Regions from separate parts of the Mus musculus genome. Here region 2 is linked to region 1. A link is a loop called in an ENCODE intact Hi-C map of the cell type or tissue named here. Cell type or tissue: left cerebral cortex. All regions are shown on one strand.

What was found. A loop is a pair of places that touch in the nucleus more often than their neighbours do. Peaks named below come from ENCODE experiments on the same cell type or tissue, not always from the same donor. Only the 100,000 strongest peaks of a DNase experiment are listed, where the experiment ranks them.
Region 2: a loop joins it to region 1, with 2.0 times the contacts of the local background. A loop is called at or near these places in 3 of 42 quality-filtered maps.

The regions. Positions count from the first base shown.
Region 1 is chr8:23,407,908-23,415,907 of GRCm38, forward strand. It overlaps Sfrp1 (secreted frizzled-related protein 1), which reads left to right and starts at 3,595. Exons shown (of 3, transcript NM_013834.3): 1 at 3,595-4,421. The coding sequence starts at 3,878. In left cerebral cortex, no CTCF peak of the experiment used is centred here; DNase peaks (open chromatin) are centred at 3,526 and 4,215; H3K4me3 peaks cover 1,559 bases.
Region 2 is chr8:23,481,765-23,489,764 of GRCm38, forward strand. No RefSeq gene overlaps it. Among named protein-coding and RNA genes, the nearest start is that of 4930413E20Rik, 49 kb to the right of the region's middle. In left cerebral cortex, no CTCF peak of the experiment used is centred here; a DNase peak (open chromatin) is centred at 4,489.

The sequences.
Region 1 (8,000 bases):
GCATAAGGAGTTTCTCTGACAACAGCTGAGAGCAGTACTAGCCCATGGCTATAAACATGAGTATTTAGAGAATAGTTTGGCATTGTGACTGTGATGGTTTGTATATGCTTGGCCTAGGGAGTAGCACTATTTGGAGGTGTGGCCTTCTTGGAGTAGGTGTGGCCTTGTTGGAAGGAGTGTGTCACTGTGGATGTGGGCTTTAAGACCCTCATCCCAGCTGCCTGGAAGCCAGTCTTCTCCTAGCTGCCTTCAGAACAAGAGGTGAGATGCTCATATAAGACTTGCCTCAGTCATGGTGTCTCTTCACAGCAGGAAAACCGTAACTAAGACAATGACCACTGAGCTAAGTAACAGTAGTAGGTTCCCTTTTAGAACCTCTGACCTCCCTGTCATGGTCTTCTCATAGGTTCACAGAACCAGGCTTGACTAAACCTTTAAGATTATTTCCAGACTTTCCTACATACACCGAGGGACAAGTCAGTTGGTAAAGGAGTCAGGAGATTCAAAGTTACTCACTCACTCAAAGGTAGACTAGGGAAGTCTGTCTCAGGACATAGTCCCGTGTTTCATGGTATCTCACAGTGAGTACTGTGTAAAGGCATTCATATATGATTGGAAGTGTACCTCATATCATCCTGGATAGTGATAATTCAATATTTTTTTGGGGGGGAGCAGGGTTTCACTGTGTAGTCCTGGCTGGCCTCAACCTTATAGGGATCTGTCTGTCTTTGCTTTCTGTGTTCTGGTGCCACTAGGCAGACTGAGTGTTCACACCCTGTGCTTTATAAGTAGCAGAGCGGCTGGTCACAAGCAGCTGAATGAACATGTATAGTTTTGTATGGCAACAGGCTATTGTCCAGAGATACGGGGTGTGCATGTTGGGGGCATGACTGAGGCCATATAATATGTTTCCCAACTTAAAGGCTCACATTTCCAGAGAGGATAAAAGTTAATGGAATGGAAGATGAGCCACAGCCCAGGGAGCACCCTCCTCTCCTAGTTTTAAGTTCTCTGTGTGGAAGGCACTGGGAGGCTTCTCCGTGATCCCGATCTCCTGTCAACTTCAAGACCAGTGGATGTCCCCTTAAGCCGTGGTGAAGCAATGGAAAAGTCCTTTCCAATTTTCATGTATGGGCACCTCACTGTGTGGGAAAACCCAGAGCTTTCCCAAGGTGAGAAATGAAAGGCAGGGTACAAAGCTATACTCTGTTCCTGCTCACCTAAACTGTTAGGGCTGGAAGAAGCCAGGGCATTCTCCTGGTCCACAGTTCCGAAACTCTGAAGCCAAGGCTTCTGGGAGCGGCTCTAGGACAACAGCATTTTAAACACCCTTTGTTCTAGAATTTTCTCCCGGGCATATACTATCAGAGAAGGGGAGATTAGAGTTTAAAGTATGAGAGATCTGCTGACCTGAAAACTAGGGAGTAGGCGCAGACTGCCTTGGCTGACACTGTGCTGTAGTGTGGTCTACAGGGACATTCTCCATCTCAATGCGATGGACATCCATCAGTGGGATCAAGACTCAGAGGCCTCCCTTCCCAGCTGGACCTTAGGAGTCAGAAATACACAACTACTAACATTCCTTACCCAACATGATAGCTGTGCCCATAGCTTAGCCCCAGAGGGCAAAGCATAGTTGTGACCACGGGGGGGGGGGGGGGACGACGACGACGACTACGACATCTAAGTCAACAATGCTGACTGGACATAGGTTAGTTCTTCCTAGAATGGATTGATGAAGACCTCCAAAGCCACCAGAGGTGGATTCACTTGCACTCATTCCCAGCAGGGTAACAGAGGATAGACCCACATCCTTCTATTTGGGAGAACTGTACACAGGTGAGTGAGGGGTGAGTGGGTTAAATCTTGAGACTACGTTAAAGTAGAGGGCAAAGGCTGTTTATCTACCAACATGAATATTTCCAGTGAAGACGCGAACTTGGAAAGAATTTGAACTCAGAAAGAGGATCTGGTCTGGGGAGAGTACCAGGACCCTCTAGCAAGCAGTTCCAGCCCTGACTGCCACTGAATTGAGACACAGTTGCCTAGTCTCCTGCCCTCTGTGCTGGCTGAAGAATGTGATTCCTTAGCTCCTCGGGGAGGAGAGCACTGCGGGCTGTTTCTTGATTAACCCTTGGCCATCCACAGTCTTGCTCCGCATGGACTTTCTCCCTTACCCAAATGTGCCTGTTTGGTTTGGGCATCTTTCATCAGCCTAGGAAGGACAGGCATGTTGACCGCCTGCTGCAGCTGCTTCCCGCAGTAGAGTCACAGCATCAGCGTGTGTATGATTGCTTTAAGAAGGGATCCCCGCATCTTTGCAAGTTCCGGAGCTTTTACTCGGAAAGGAGAAATTGGGTCTATTGAGTGGAAAGCAAGACTCCCCAGAGCTTTATAAACCAGCCGCCTGGGCCAGCGGCATCTCCCACTGTGTTGGGCTTTGCAACTAGGAGTGGCGACCCATTTGCCACCCAGTACCGCAACACACTGCATCCTCTGCTGCCCCTCCACCCACTATGAAGAACACAGAATGAGGTGATCCAGAGAACTTCTCCGGCTGCTTGTGCGGTCTCCTCTCTACTCTAGATCCCACCCCTAGCTCTCTGAATGTAAGGGGAGTATTTGGAACACTCAAGCAATTCCCAGGAAGTGAGTAGTGGGTGTGTGTGGTCAGGGGTGGGGGAGGCTAGAGGACGACTTAGTTATTCTTTCTTGCCTGGCTTCTGCCTTATGCGGGAGGGGGTGACACACCTTTGGTTTTTGACCTCTGAATTAGCATGTGTATCTTGAGTTGGTATCCACCCACCCAGTACTGCTGGTATTTTTAGTGCTTTGGCTTTCTAATCCACAAACGCGTCTGTGTGTGTGTGTGTGTGTGTGTGTGTGTGTGTGTGTAAGTTTGTGCACATATGTGTTGTCTGCAGAGCTGAGACTTGAGTAGGGTCTTAAAAACATCGTTTAAAAACGTCAACTGTCCTTGGGAGCTAATACCCACATGATCAGTGCTCTTCTCCGCAGTGAGCCCCTTTCCCGTTCTACCTTCGGTCACCTGGAACACAGCCACAAACACCACCTTCTCTTAGTCTTTGCAAAAGCCCAGACTCCCCGGGAATTTAAAAGAGCTCCCTAAATTCAGCCTGCCCATCCGAGCAGCTGGGAAGCAGCTAAGATTAAAACCGTGGAGCGAAGGGCTGCTGGTCTGTTGCGTTGTTCCTTGGAACTAGGAAAAGAAGTAGAAAAAAGTCTTCACAACTGCATCAATTTGCAAGTATTATGAAGAGTCCTTTTTTTTTTTTTTAAACAAACCGACTCACTCTAATTACAGCGTCCAACTCCGACTCCACCCACCCCGCACTTCTAACTACTCTCTCCCTTTTGCTTTTGCCTCCTTCGAAAGTACTTGCTTAGTTTTTGGTTTTGCTTTTTAAGGGGTGTTGACCTGGGTCTAGTTCTAGTAAACCGATCCTTCTGGCCGGCGCGGCGATTGGTTAACTGCGCGGCTGACTGACGCGGTGTGGAGAGCGGCTCCCGGCAGCGCGGAGCTGATTGGCTGCGCGCGGGGAGATCCAGGGCTCGGCCACCCGCACACCGCGCATTCGAGCTGCAGCGTCGCAAGTAGGTGCAGCAGCCCGCAGCCCGCCGCGCCTCTGCGAGCCGGGACAGCACTCGGCCCCGCGCGCTCCCCGCCCCGCGCCAGCCCCGCCGCGGCGACCTGCTGCAGCGGAGGACCCCATCGATCGGAGACCCGGGGAGCAGCGCGCAGCCGCCGAGCCGGACGGGGCCCGGCACTGCGCCTTTGTCCCCGGAGGCTCCGGGAAGTTTGCAGCGGGACGCGCGCGTGAAGGCAGCGTGGGCAGCCCCGACGTCGCCGAGCAACATGGGCGTCGGGCGCAGCGCGCGGGGTCGCGGCGGGGCCGCCTCGGGAGTGCTGCTGGCGTTGGCCGCCGCTCTGCTGGCCGCGGGTTCGGCCAGCGAGTACGACTACGTGAGCTTCCAGTCCGACATCGGCTCGTATCAGAGCGGGCGCTTCTACACCAAGCCCCCGCAGTGCGTGGACATCCCGGTGGACCTGAGGCTGTGCCACAACGTGGGCTACAAGAAGATGGTGCTGCCCAACCTGCTGGAGCACGAGACCATGGCAGAGGTGAAGCAGCAGGCCAGCAGCTGGGTGCCGCTGCTCAACAAGAACTGCCACATGGGCACCCAGGTCTTCCTCTGTTCGCTCTTCGCGCCCGTCTGTCTGGACCGGCCCATCTACCCGTGTCGCTGGCTCTGCGAGGCCGTGCGCGACTCGTGCGAGCCGGTCATGCAGTTCTTCGGCTTCTACTGGCCCGAGATGCTCAAATGTGACAAGTTCCCCGAGGGCGACGTCTGCATCGCCATGACCCCGCCCAATACCACGGAAGCCTCTAAGCCCCAAGGTAAGGGTATGCCTTCCCACGCCCGCGAACCCCCGCGCCCATCCGCACTGGCCCAGGGCTGTAGAGGGGGAAAGCTCAGGAGCCGCGCACCGCAACCCGCAAGGTGTGCAGACCCGATCCCTAAAGCTTCTGGGAGGCCCAGGCATCGCTTGGCGCTTCTCCCGCTCCAGGTACTCCCTGATGGCTGGTGAGCCTCGGCCGTGGGGGGGGGGGGGTTGGGGGGGGCGAGGGGAGACCTGGAGCTGCTCTTCCTAAGCTCCAGTCTGGCGTTTTCCATACCTGAAAGAAAGCAAAGCTTAGGTTTTAAATAAAAGGACGTCTATCTCTTCAGAGAGAGTGCGGTGTCCTGTTCCAAAACTGTTAACATCCGAGACAGACACTGCTCCCTTGGAAAACCACTCGCTCAAACTACAACAACAAACAAACAACCCCAAACGTAAGACGGAGGGATTTATTTTCATAAGTTTGTAATTTTTTTCTCTAAAAACAAAACCATCAACAAGAAATCCTCTTTGCTCAGCTTATCTTCCAGTCGTGTTGCAGATCTGGAAGAGGAAAGAAGTTTAGAAAGCGCAACTTCTCTTTCTTCCCCTCTAAATTCAGGCAGCAACCTTGAGTTTAGCAAACCAAGGGGGATGCAAAAACCTCTGGTGCCCCAGCCTTGCTTACCCCCTGCTTCTCTCCTTCACACAAATCCTTGGGTAATTAGAAAGATAAAAATGTAATTAGCTCATTGTTTATCTCCTCCTGGAAGGGTGAGGACCTGCAAATTGGGTGCTGCAAATACTGAACCCTGGGGGGCCCGAATTTCTCTTGGGAACCCTGTATTTAAAGGGAAATTTTCATGTGAGAGGGAAAAAGAAAATCTGGAGACTCAAACAAAATCAAACTAGAAACACACACAGAACTCATAGCTGCACCACAGCATGCTGGTGGTATGAATCCTGACTGTGTTCATTCCTGTGAGGCGAGCCTTAGGAGTATATAACATATATTCTTGTCCAGTGGCCCTTGTCACAGAAGTGGGCACCTCCTGGCCATTTCTGAAGGGGAGACTTTACTTATCTTCGAGTGTTGAGTGTCTTGGCTTTCTGAAGCAGGGTCTTAGTCTCTTGGTGTTCAGCCCAGGCTGGTCTTGAACACAAATTCCTCCTGTTTCAGGCTCCTCAGTTCTAGGGTTACAGGAGTGCACGCACTGCCAAGTGCCTCTTGTTGGTGCCTCATTTTGCTGCCCCAGAGTGAGGACTGGGGTAGGCATGAGGAAAGTCTGAAGGCTCCTATTCATTCTAGGGAGGAAGGTAGGTCCAAAGTGATTGCCCTTGTCTGGCGTGGGCCCCAGCCTGTAAGGTAAATGGTAGCCCGGGGCACCTCTGTCCTCAGGGCTGGTATGTGTAGCCATTTGGGATGGCTCACTGGGGGCTGAGCATTTCCCTAGGCCAGCACTGTGCTTTCAATCCCCATTGAGCTGTCCTCCCCTCCTACCTCCTCAGCCCCCTGCAGACCTCAGCTTCCTTTCTAGCTCCTGCCTTCCCAGAGAGCCTGTGGCCAACTTTGCTTGAATTCTGTCCATTCCCCATGGCCACTGATTGATTACCCTTTGCTGGGGCCATTGGTGGGCTTAAAGTGGATGGATGCCTTGTGAGAAACAGTTTTGTGTAAAGGGTCTGATGTTTGCGGGCAAGAGGACCAGATTGCGTGTGTGTGTGTGTGTGTGTGTGTGTGTGTGTGTGTGTGTGTGGTGCTGTTTCTGAGGGAGTGGCCACACAAACAAGTGCCTCCAAGAGATGGGCAGGGCAAGGGTACACTCACCCTCTACTCATTTATGGATGCCTCTGTGTGGTTCCATGTATCTGTCTCCTCCTTGTCCCGTGCTCAGATGGAGGAATTCTTTGTTGAATCAAGGTGTGTGTGTGTGTGTGTGTGTGTGTGTGTGTGTGTGTGTGTGTTATCTGGCAGGCTTTCTCTGGGTAGGCTGGCTTTCTCTTAAGTGATTTTGATTTCCAGAGAGACATCACTAGGAAGGTGTCCTGCACGATGGATACGCACTTTTGCCCCTCAGGACTGTCTGTCAGTTGAGTGTAAGCTGTTTAGGGAAAAGGTTAAGACAGATTACACTACTGGTCCTCAAAACCTTAGGCTGGTGGCTCTGGAACAAGCAAGCCCTGGGACTTTGGGATGATAGTAAGTTCCACACAGGTGCCTTGTTCCGTTCCTCGTCTATCCTGTATCCCTAATACGGAGATCTAAAATTTCAACATAGCACTACATCTTCGAGTAAGCTTGGACACAGGTTTTGGGAAGATAGGCAAGCTCCTTGTTATTAAAGGTAAGTCCAATCCTGAGTAATGAGCCAAAGACTTTTTTTCCTCCCTCTCTTTCAAACAGTGGCTGCTCCCGGTACCCTAGCTTCTGTCAGGAAAAGCAATTATGCCGTCCGTCCGTCCGAGGAAACTGACTTTTAAGTCTTGGACATACATTGCATTCATTTAATAAATGGTCGCTCTCCTTCCCTGCCGGGTTTCACTGAGTTGGAAGAGCGAGCCTGTCTTGTTCGGTCCTGTTGTTTAGACACGCTGTGCATTAAATCAGCCAGGTTAAGTCACAGACTGGAGAGGCCAGGGGCCCTCATTTCTCCCTCACTCTGTTATGGTGCTTCCTCCTCTCTCCTTAGTGAGCCAGGGAAAATCAATCCCCCTGCCTCCCCTCACCCCTCTCCCAGCTCCTCTCCCCCACTCTCTCCCTATACACATTGATTTTTCACAAAGCAATCTTAGTCCTGGCTTCAGCGTTGGCCTTTCCCCTTCCCCTTCCTCATAACCAATAAGGAAACACAAAACCTTTAAGTCTTGCATTCGTTGGCTTCACACTTTACCGTCTTGATTCGGTTTACCTGTCCAATGGAAGTCTCAGTTGGTTGCTTCTGTGAGGCAGCCATGCAGGGCCCCAGACACACACAAGGGGCAGAGATTAATATTGCATTACACACTCTCCTCTCTCTAGCGAGAGCTGCTCAACTCTTGGCTGGAAGTACTGAGAGGACGGAAAGCCATGTTGAGAATACACGGTGATCCACCCATCACCCTGCACCCCCTGGCCCCCAGAAGCCCCTGAGAGTGCTTGCAGGCTGGGCTCAATCCACAGGCTGAAACCTCCTGTCCTGTTGGAGTGCAGAGCCTGGGAATGCCAGTAGCGTTTTGCGGTGTATGAAGGAGACCTAGAATGCCTTGTTCAATGTTTTATACCTTGAACGTTGCAATGTGATAACTTCTACTTGGAGAAGGAGAAGGAGAAGGAGAAAAGAAGAATAAGAAAGAAGAAAGAAGAAAGAAGAAAGAAGAAAGAAGAAAGAAGAAAGAAGAAACAGCAACCACAAAAAACAGAGAGGAAACCCAAACACAGAGTTTATTTTCCTATTATAGGTCACTTGGTTCTGTCTACAACTTCCCTTCCTTTTTCTTTCTTACTTTACATGGAAAGCAGATACCACGATGGAGATTTCTGGGAAAGAGGTTTGCTTGTTTGTTTGTTTGTTTTTATTCAGAAACGTTACTTCCAGAACCCAGTCACAAGCTCTGGTGT
Region 2 (8,000 bases), 74 kb after region 1:
TGGGAATTCTCATTCCCCACGAGCTGGATTCAGTTCTTCAGCTCGCACTGAGTTTGAGTGGTAACTCTCACCTGGTAGAACCAAGCCTTAGCAGGAAAGAGCAGAACTTATCCATTCTATCTGCTCTAGTGGTTTTCATATAGGCCTCGGAAGGCTCATTCTAAAACTGATGAGTCTACACACAAAATACCTACTATTAATCATTGTTTCCTGTAACTTATGCATTAAGCAATCCCACAAAGCCAAACATCGTTTCATTTCAGAGTTCCAGGCTAGAGGAGTTGGCCTTCCAGTACTAGCAGGCGTCTGTGGCCTTATTGTATGTGAAAGGTGCTAGGAAGGGGGGGTCATGGGCTTGGAGACCTCTGACCTTTATATGCCTTGGAGAATGGAATTTTAATTCTCTCTTTATAGCTTTCAACCAGATCATGTGGCAGTCAGTAATTCTTTCCACTTGAGAGGCCTGAGTCTTTTGTATCTAAGCCACAGACTTTCACAACTGAATGAAAATGATTCTTGAATTTCTTTGTGATTTACCAGTGGGATGAATGATAAGACCAAGGAGGCCAGTGACATAGTCAAGATTCTTGGAGACCAGATGGACTTAGGAAACTGAATGTCTGAGAATCTGCCCGCAATTCTTGCCAGCTCAACCCGTTGCTTTCTGCATGTTTCTATAAAAGTTGGCACATTTGGCTCTATCTCCCATCAGAACCGGCTCTGCCCTGCGTATGCCTGTAAGTGCTTTCTTAGGCAGCCTGAGACCTGCGTCTCTGTCCTTTGCCTTTCAGGGCTAGTTAGTACTCTCAGCATAATGATCTCACTATTCGGGGCAAAGTGTCATAAGTGACCTCAAGTCAACCCACTGGCCATCCAACCATACAAGATTTACCACAAAAGTTTGCGTGAGACATAAAAAAAAAAGAAAAAAGAAAGAAAAGTACTTAAACATCCAGATAGGAGACTCTCCAGAATGGAAGGAATTCAGCGTGAAAGACTGCAACTCCCTCAGTGGGAGGGGCTCCGAGGAGAGGGCAACAGAGTTATAGAGGTTGTACAATAGCCAAGTTCAGAAATGTTGACCTTTTAGAAAATGATGAGAGCTTGTCCTTGGGGCTGCGGATTGAAAGCTGACAAGCTTTGGGTTCCAAGAAATGAAAACCATGCTACAGATGACCCAGGCAGAATCAAATGTGTGGGCAAGAGGCAAACCGAAGGTTGCCGCTCTCGGGTAAGCTGTTCCTTGGGAGTCTGGTTAGCTTTGTTTCTATCTTTTCAAAAGTTTCATTTTATCCTATCTAGAGTGTGGTGTAGGGCAAGTGGGCCAGGCCACCAGACAGAAGAACTGGACTCTAGGAATCTTCGAGACTTGATATTGGCAAGAGTCTATATCCGTGTCTATACCTGCTCTGGAACATGTAACCAAGACACTCCACTGAGAGGACCATGGGCAGTCATTTAATGCATGAAGTCCATCCTTCCCCATGTAAATAGAGCATCACTAGCTTCTCAAATTGTGCCAATAGGAAACACCTACCCTAAATCCCACCCCACTCACCAATGTTTATATAGTCCCTGTCCGTATGAAATAAAGCACACAAGTTATTTCACTGAGGATCATCTGAGAGTGGCTATCTTTACTGAGCTTTAACACTTGGGGAAGAGTTCTTTCTCCCAAAGCATTCACCTCTGGATCTTGGACCCACCTGGCTGGCCAGGTGTGGTGGTTTTAATATGGTTGGTCCAGGGCGTGGCACTATTAGTAGGTGTGGCCTTGTTGGAGTAGGTGTGGCCTTGCTAGAGGAAGTGTGTCACTGTGGGGGAGGGCTTTGAGACCCTCCTCCTAGCCACATAGGAGTCAGTCTTCTCCTAGCAGTCTTTGGAACAAGAGGTAGAGCTCTCAGCATCTCCAGCGCCAGCCACAATGATAATGGACTGAACCTCTGAACCTGTAAGTCAGTCCCAATTAAATGATGTCCTTTATAAGAGTTGCCTTGGAGAGCTAGCGAGATGATTCAGCAGGTAAGAACACTGACTATTCTTCTGAAGGTCCTGAGTTCAAATCCCAGTAACCACATGGTGGCTCACAACCACCTGTAATGAGATCTTCTGGTGTGTCTAAAGACAGCTACAGTGTATGTATTTATAATAATAAATAAATCTTTGGACCAGAGCAAGCAGGGACCGGGCAAGCAGAGCCGACCAGAGTGAACAGAGGTCCTAAAATTCAATTCCCAACAACCACATGAAGGCTTACAACCATCTGTGCAGCTACAGTGTACTCATATACATAAAATAAATAAATATGTTTTGCAAATTGTATCTTGTATGAAACTCAAGAAGAACGAAGGCCAAAGTGTGGACACTTTGCCTCTTCTTAGAATTGGGAACAAAACACTGATGGAAGGAGTTACAGAGACAAAGTTTGGAGCTGAGATGAAATGATGGACCATCTAAAGACTGCCACACCCAGGGATCCATCCCATAATCAGCCTCCAAACACTAACACCATTGCATACACCAGCAAGATTTTGCTGAAAGGACCCTGATATAGCTGTCTCTTGTGAGGCTATGCCGGTGCCTGGCAAACACAGAAGTGGATGCTCACAGTCAGCTATTGGATGGAAAACAGGGCCCCCAATGGAGGAGCTAGAGAAAGTACCCAAGGAACTAAAGGGCTCTGCAACCCTATAGGTGAAACAACAATATGAATTAACCCAGTACCCCCGGAGCTCGTTTCTCTAGCTGCATATGTAGCAAAAGATGGCCTAGTTGGCCATCTTTGGGAAGAGAGGCCCTTGGTCTTGCAAACTTTATATGCCTCAGTACAGGGGAATGCCAGGGCTAAGAAGTGGGAGTGGGTGGGTAGGGGAGTGGGGGGGGGAGGGTATGGGGGACTTTTGGGATAGCATTTGAAGTGTAAATGAAGAAAATACCTAAATAAATAAATAAATAAATAAATAAATCTTTTAAAAAAAAAAGGAGTTGCCTTGGTCATGGTGTCTGTTCACAGCAGTAAAACCCTAACTAAGACACCAGACTCAAGTCACTGCTGCCACGATGCTGTCACTGCCTTGGTAGTTGACAAGAGATCAAGGACCCCTGGCTGCCTGCCCCTTGCAGGCTACCCAAGCATTCTTGCCTTTCTTCTGAGACTAGAATAGAACCCTATGGAATCTGTTCCTCCCTGACTCATTCTGGAAAACCTGTGGGAGTTGATTCTCTCTTTCTGCCATGGGAAGCAGGTATCCAATAGAGGTCATCCGGTTTACTTGGCAAACACTTTTGCCTACTTGGCCATCTCACACCTTCCCTGTCTCTGTATGATAAGCTTATGTGTCCTGTGCAGACTCTGGGAGTAGCCCCTACAGCAGCGAGCCTGGTCAATCTGGTTCAGGGGCAGAACTGCTCTAAGGTTGAGAACCCTGACTGGTCTCACCCTGCTTCTTGGCTCTCCTTAGCAAGAACCTTCTTGCTGTCACACATGAATGGTCTTGAGACTGTGGGGCTGTGGTATACTCTACATTTCTACTCAGGAACTGCCTAATAGAGTTCTCTGCCTCCATCCAGGACACAATCAAATCCACCCTGCCCCTGACATTTCTTATCCCAATATTCTCCACAAAATGGCCTACTCTGTCCTAATGTGCTGTTCATAGCAGCCTGGCGCAAGAGAGCAGACCGAGGCCACAGTCATTAGTGAAAAGTGACTTCATGGGTTCCGGGTGCCACACCCAACTAGGGGACTAGTTTTCTCTGAGAACTTAACGGGAAGCTCACGAGCAACAGGGCCTGTGTGTGTGTGTTGCACACGTAATAGTGGTTCCCAAACTCCCTGGCAAAGCACTGGCACCCAGTCAGTGCTTAATAAGAGTATAAATGAATGAATGCAGACTGTGACATGCTCATTTCCTTGTACTGCTGAAAATTGGAGCAAGCGAGTGAGCGAGGGAGAGAGAGGGAGAGAGAGAGAGAGGGAGGGAGAGAGAGAGAGGAGTGAAATGGCTTGCTTGCAGCCACACATCCAGGACAGAATGAGCCATTCTTCTAGTTATAAGCCCTATCACTTCCACTCCCTTTAAATTTCCTGTAAGGATAGGCCTGGAGCATTGGCTATATAGGAAGAATTAGCTTCCCAGTGAGTGGTTCTAAAGAGCCTAATAGGAAAGCTACTGCTGTTCTGGGGAAACAAAGAGCCTCTTCTTAGAATGTGGCCTGAAGGGAAGGAAGCTGGCTGGAGTGATGGAGCTACCTGGGCCTGGAGGATCTGGTGTCAGTTCAGCGGAGGAAGGGTAAGCTGCCTACCATTCTGAGATCCTAAGCCACAGGAGACATACCAGAACATACCGGAAGGTAAGCCCCTTCCGGGTACAGAAAAGGGATTGTGCACAGAGCATGTTCTCACAAACAACCATGCAGAAGTTCTGGTGCATCAGTCAGCTGGAGAACTGCCTGAGTCAGCAGTTTGCCTGTGTGAGCTCTGCAAAGCAGTCACGAGGGAGGAGATGCACTGACTAATAGAGACATGTTCTGGCAGATGGGCTGGCAGGCCTAGCCTAGGCTGGGTTTACTGCTAACAGGACATGTGTTTACATCACAGGTTCACATCTCAGCTGGCTCCACCCTTGCCATGAAGGGACATAGATTCCTCTTTAGTGGGAGCTCTGCAACTCTCTCGACTTATTCGTGAGATGTGGCTGATTATTCATGATATAAGTAACTAAAGAATGATGGAACTTTTGTTTCTTCTGTTGCAGTGGCTGGAGAGGAGGCGACTTATGCAGCAGAGTGATCACTACTGATCTTGGGGACACGCAGTCAGTCCTTGACTGGACAGAAAAATACCATGGACTTGGAGTCAAGGCAGAGAGGTTAAAATCCTTACCTTTCACTCACTTCAGACGGATCTCCGAGTCCTTCTTTGCTGTTGCCACAGGGTTGGGGGGAGGGTGCAGGGTCCAAACAAATAGCTTGACAAGCTGAAACATGTTTGAGCATAAAGATCATTAACCGGAGACTCTAAGGGTTGCTACCTAAAGGCTAGAGGAGAGCACGTATGAGTTTAGGGTATCAGTGCTTTGAGTAATATCAAGTTTGGTGCTGTGTTGGACTACATTGCACTATGCTCATTCTGTCAACAGCTTTCCCAAAGGATCACTCCTTCCATCTAGCGTATTATTTCTGGCACCTTCCTCTTCACACCCATTCCTGACTCTATGCCAAAATAGAGTATAGCCAGTTCCAGGCACATGGCTTCAAATAAGACACTGAATTCTTCCTGGACCCCGGGGATATTACTGAAGCTCTCTGTGTTTTGGGGTTTAAGCTAGATAAGAAAGTGCCCAAAAGCTAGAAGTATTAGTTACTTGTCTCTTGCTGTGACAAAATATCTGACAAGAGCAACTTCAGAGACTAAGGGTTTTATTTTGGCTCACAGTTTGAGGGCTCACAGTTTGAGAGCTGGCTCACAGTTTGAGGGTTCATAGTTTGAAGGTACAGACCATTCCACCAGGGAAGGTGTGGTGGCTGGAATACCAGGTCATGTTGTATCCATGATCAGAAAGCAGAGATGAATGTTGACGCCCTGTTAACTTTCTTCTTTGTATTTGGTCTGCGATCCCAGTTCATGCATGGCATTGACCATATTTAGAGTGAGTTTCCCCACTTCAGTTAAACCTCTCTGGACATATCCAGATGTGTGTGTCCTAGGTGATCAGAAATCCAGTCACATTGGCATTTATGATTAACCATGACATTGTATGAACACCATTCTTCATTATTGCGCTGGAAAACAGCTAATCTTCAAAACAAGCTGCTGTTGAGGATGTGGGCCCTTCTTTGAGTCGTGCTTTTGATGGCTTTCTCTATCTGTCTCCTAAAGGTTGGATCTGGAACATCTCCCTAAAGCCCAGTGTTAAAGGCTTGCTCTCGTGCTCTGTGCTACTCGGAGGGGGTGAGAAGTTCAAAAGGTGAAGCCGGGGGGGGGGGGGTTTGTCCTTAAGTCATTGGGAGTCAGTCTCTGGCCCATTGCCCATATTTCAGATGCTCAGTGGTCACACACTGCCAGTGGCTACTGTTTGGAAGAGCACAGGTGCAGAGTGTGTGCATCCTTGCACTAAATTCTTTTAGACAGCACTCCATGGATCTGCCCCAAGTGTTTTTGTATATTTGAATGTGGAAGTGAATATGAAATTTATTTATTTTTCAATGCAGGGAAAAGACAACTCGATATTTAGTCCTTGGTATTCAGATCTGATCTTTCAATGGGTCTTTCAACAGATTTCCATATCTCGGCAACTGAGCTTGAATTGCCTATCTCAAAGATACCTACCATAGCAAGTAGAAAAGTTTGTTTGCATGAAGTTGGAGGGAAAGAATGTGTGATGTAGGAAAAGCAAAACACAAGCAGACCCCTTTCTAGCCTTCAGAATAGAGTCATAAGAGGAAAGGATGGGACTGGTAGGCAGCTGGCTTGTTAGATTATCCTTTCCAGACCGAGGCTTGTGTATTAGTTGCTTTTGTGGTGTCATGACAAAATACTTGGTAGACACAACTTCTAAAAAGATTTATTTTGGCTCATGGTCCCAGAGGGCAAGAGCCATTGTTTGTGGGACAGAACCTCATGACAACAATAACTGGCAGTGGAGGACAGCCATTCATGACTTAGCTGACAAGACAGCAAGAACTGGAGATAGAGGACATCTGTTTGCTGTATAGATGACCAGATGGCAAGAGCTAAAGATGAGGAATAACCATTCACTACATAGCTGATCAGAAAGCAGGGAAAAGCATTACAGGAAGAAGACAGGGATAGATTAAAACCCCCAGAAATCTACTTCCAGAGACTACTTCCTTCAAATGGGTCTACCTCTTACCTATGGCCACCTCTCAATAGTGCCATTCTTTGATTATGTCAGAGTTCTTATAGTCTAATTGTCCCTAGAAACACTCTCATCAACATGTTTGGAGATAGACTCACTAATCCTCTCAGTGATTGTGTCAAGTTGACAGTAACTGGAAGGTGAGCTCCATATTAAAAAAAAAAAAAAGCTTATCATACATCATGCTAGGGACAGCTACGTTTGTCTGTAGCACACAGTGTCCCCGGAAGGTCTTGGGGCTTTCCTTCTACCACTATGTGGGTAGATATTGGGCTGGTAGCTGGAGACTTACTGTGACATTCATCATAGCAAGAGGAGGTGACCAATCAGTGTCAGTGCTGAACTTCCTAGGTAGTAATAATCCAATGGGTTGGCAAGGATACAGTGTTGCTAAGAACAGCCAAGGTGCAGTCAACAAAGATAATCAGGACCACCTGGCGAGAGATCCATTCTTCACCCTACATGATGTTATGATGACAACCCAACCATCTTTCTAGTGCATAGAGATTATGTCCAGTTGGGAAAAGAAAGAAAATACCAAACCTAAGGCACTTGGATCTCATTGACCCAGGACCAGCAAGCCATTTTCCTCCTATAAACCCATAGGCTATTTTATACAAAAGTCAGGAGGGGTGGAAGTCTGAGAAACTGAGATTTTCATCTAAGCAAATCTATGTGTTCCCTTAAAAGAGTTGTTTACATGAGTGGATGAGAGTAAGTGTAGACAGTGTTGCATCACTATTGCTAAACAGAGTCTAAGGACTCAAGAAAGAAGAGATCACCATGGTTATAGGCCACCAGAGCACCTCATTTTCTGTGTCCATCTAGGGCAGTGGTTCTCAGCCTTCCTAATCCTGTGGCCCTTTAATACAGTTCTTGTGATAATCTCCAACCATAAAACTATTTCATTGCTACTTAATAACTAATTTTGTTACTGTTATTAATTGTACTGTAAATATCTGATATGTCAGCCTCCAAAGGGGTCACAGCCCACAGGTTGGAAACCACTGATGGGCAGTCTGATAGAAGTTCAATATATGGACTAGACATAAGAGCAAGGACTGACAATTGTGGCTGATCATGAACCAGGGACAAAGGAAGATCATGAAAAGAGGGACA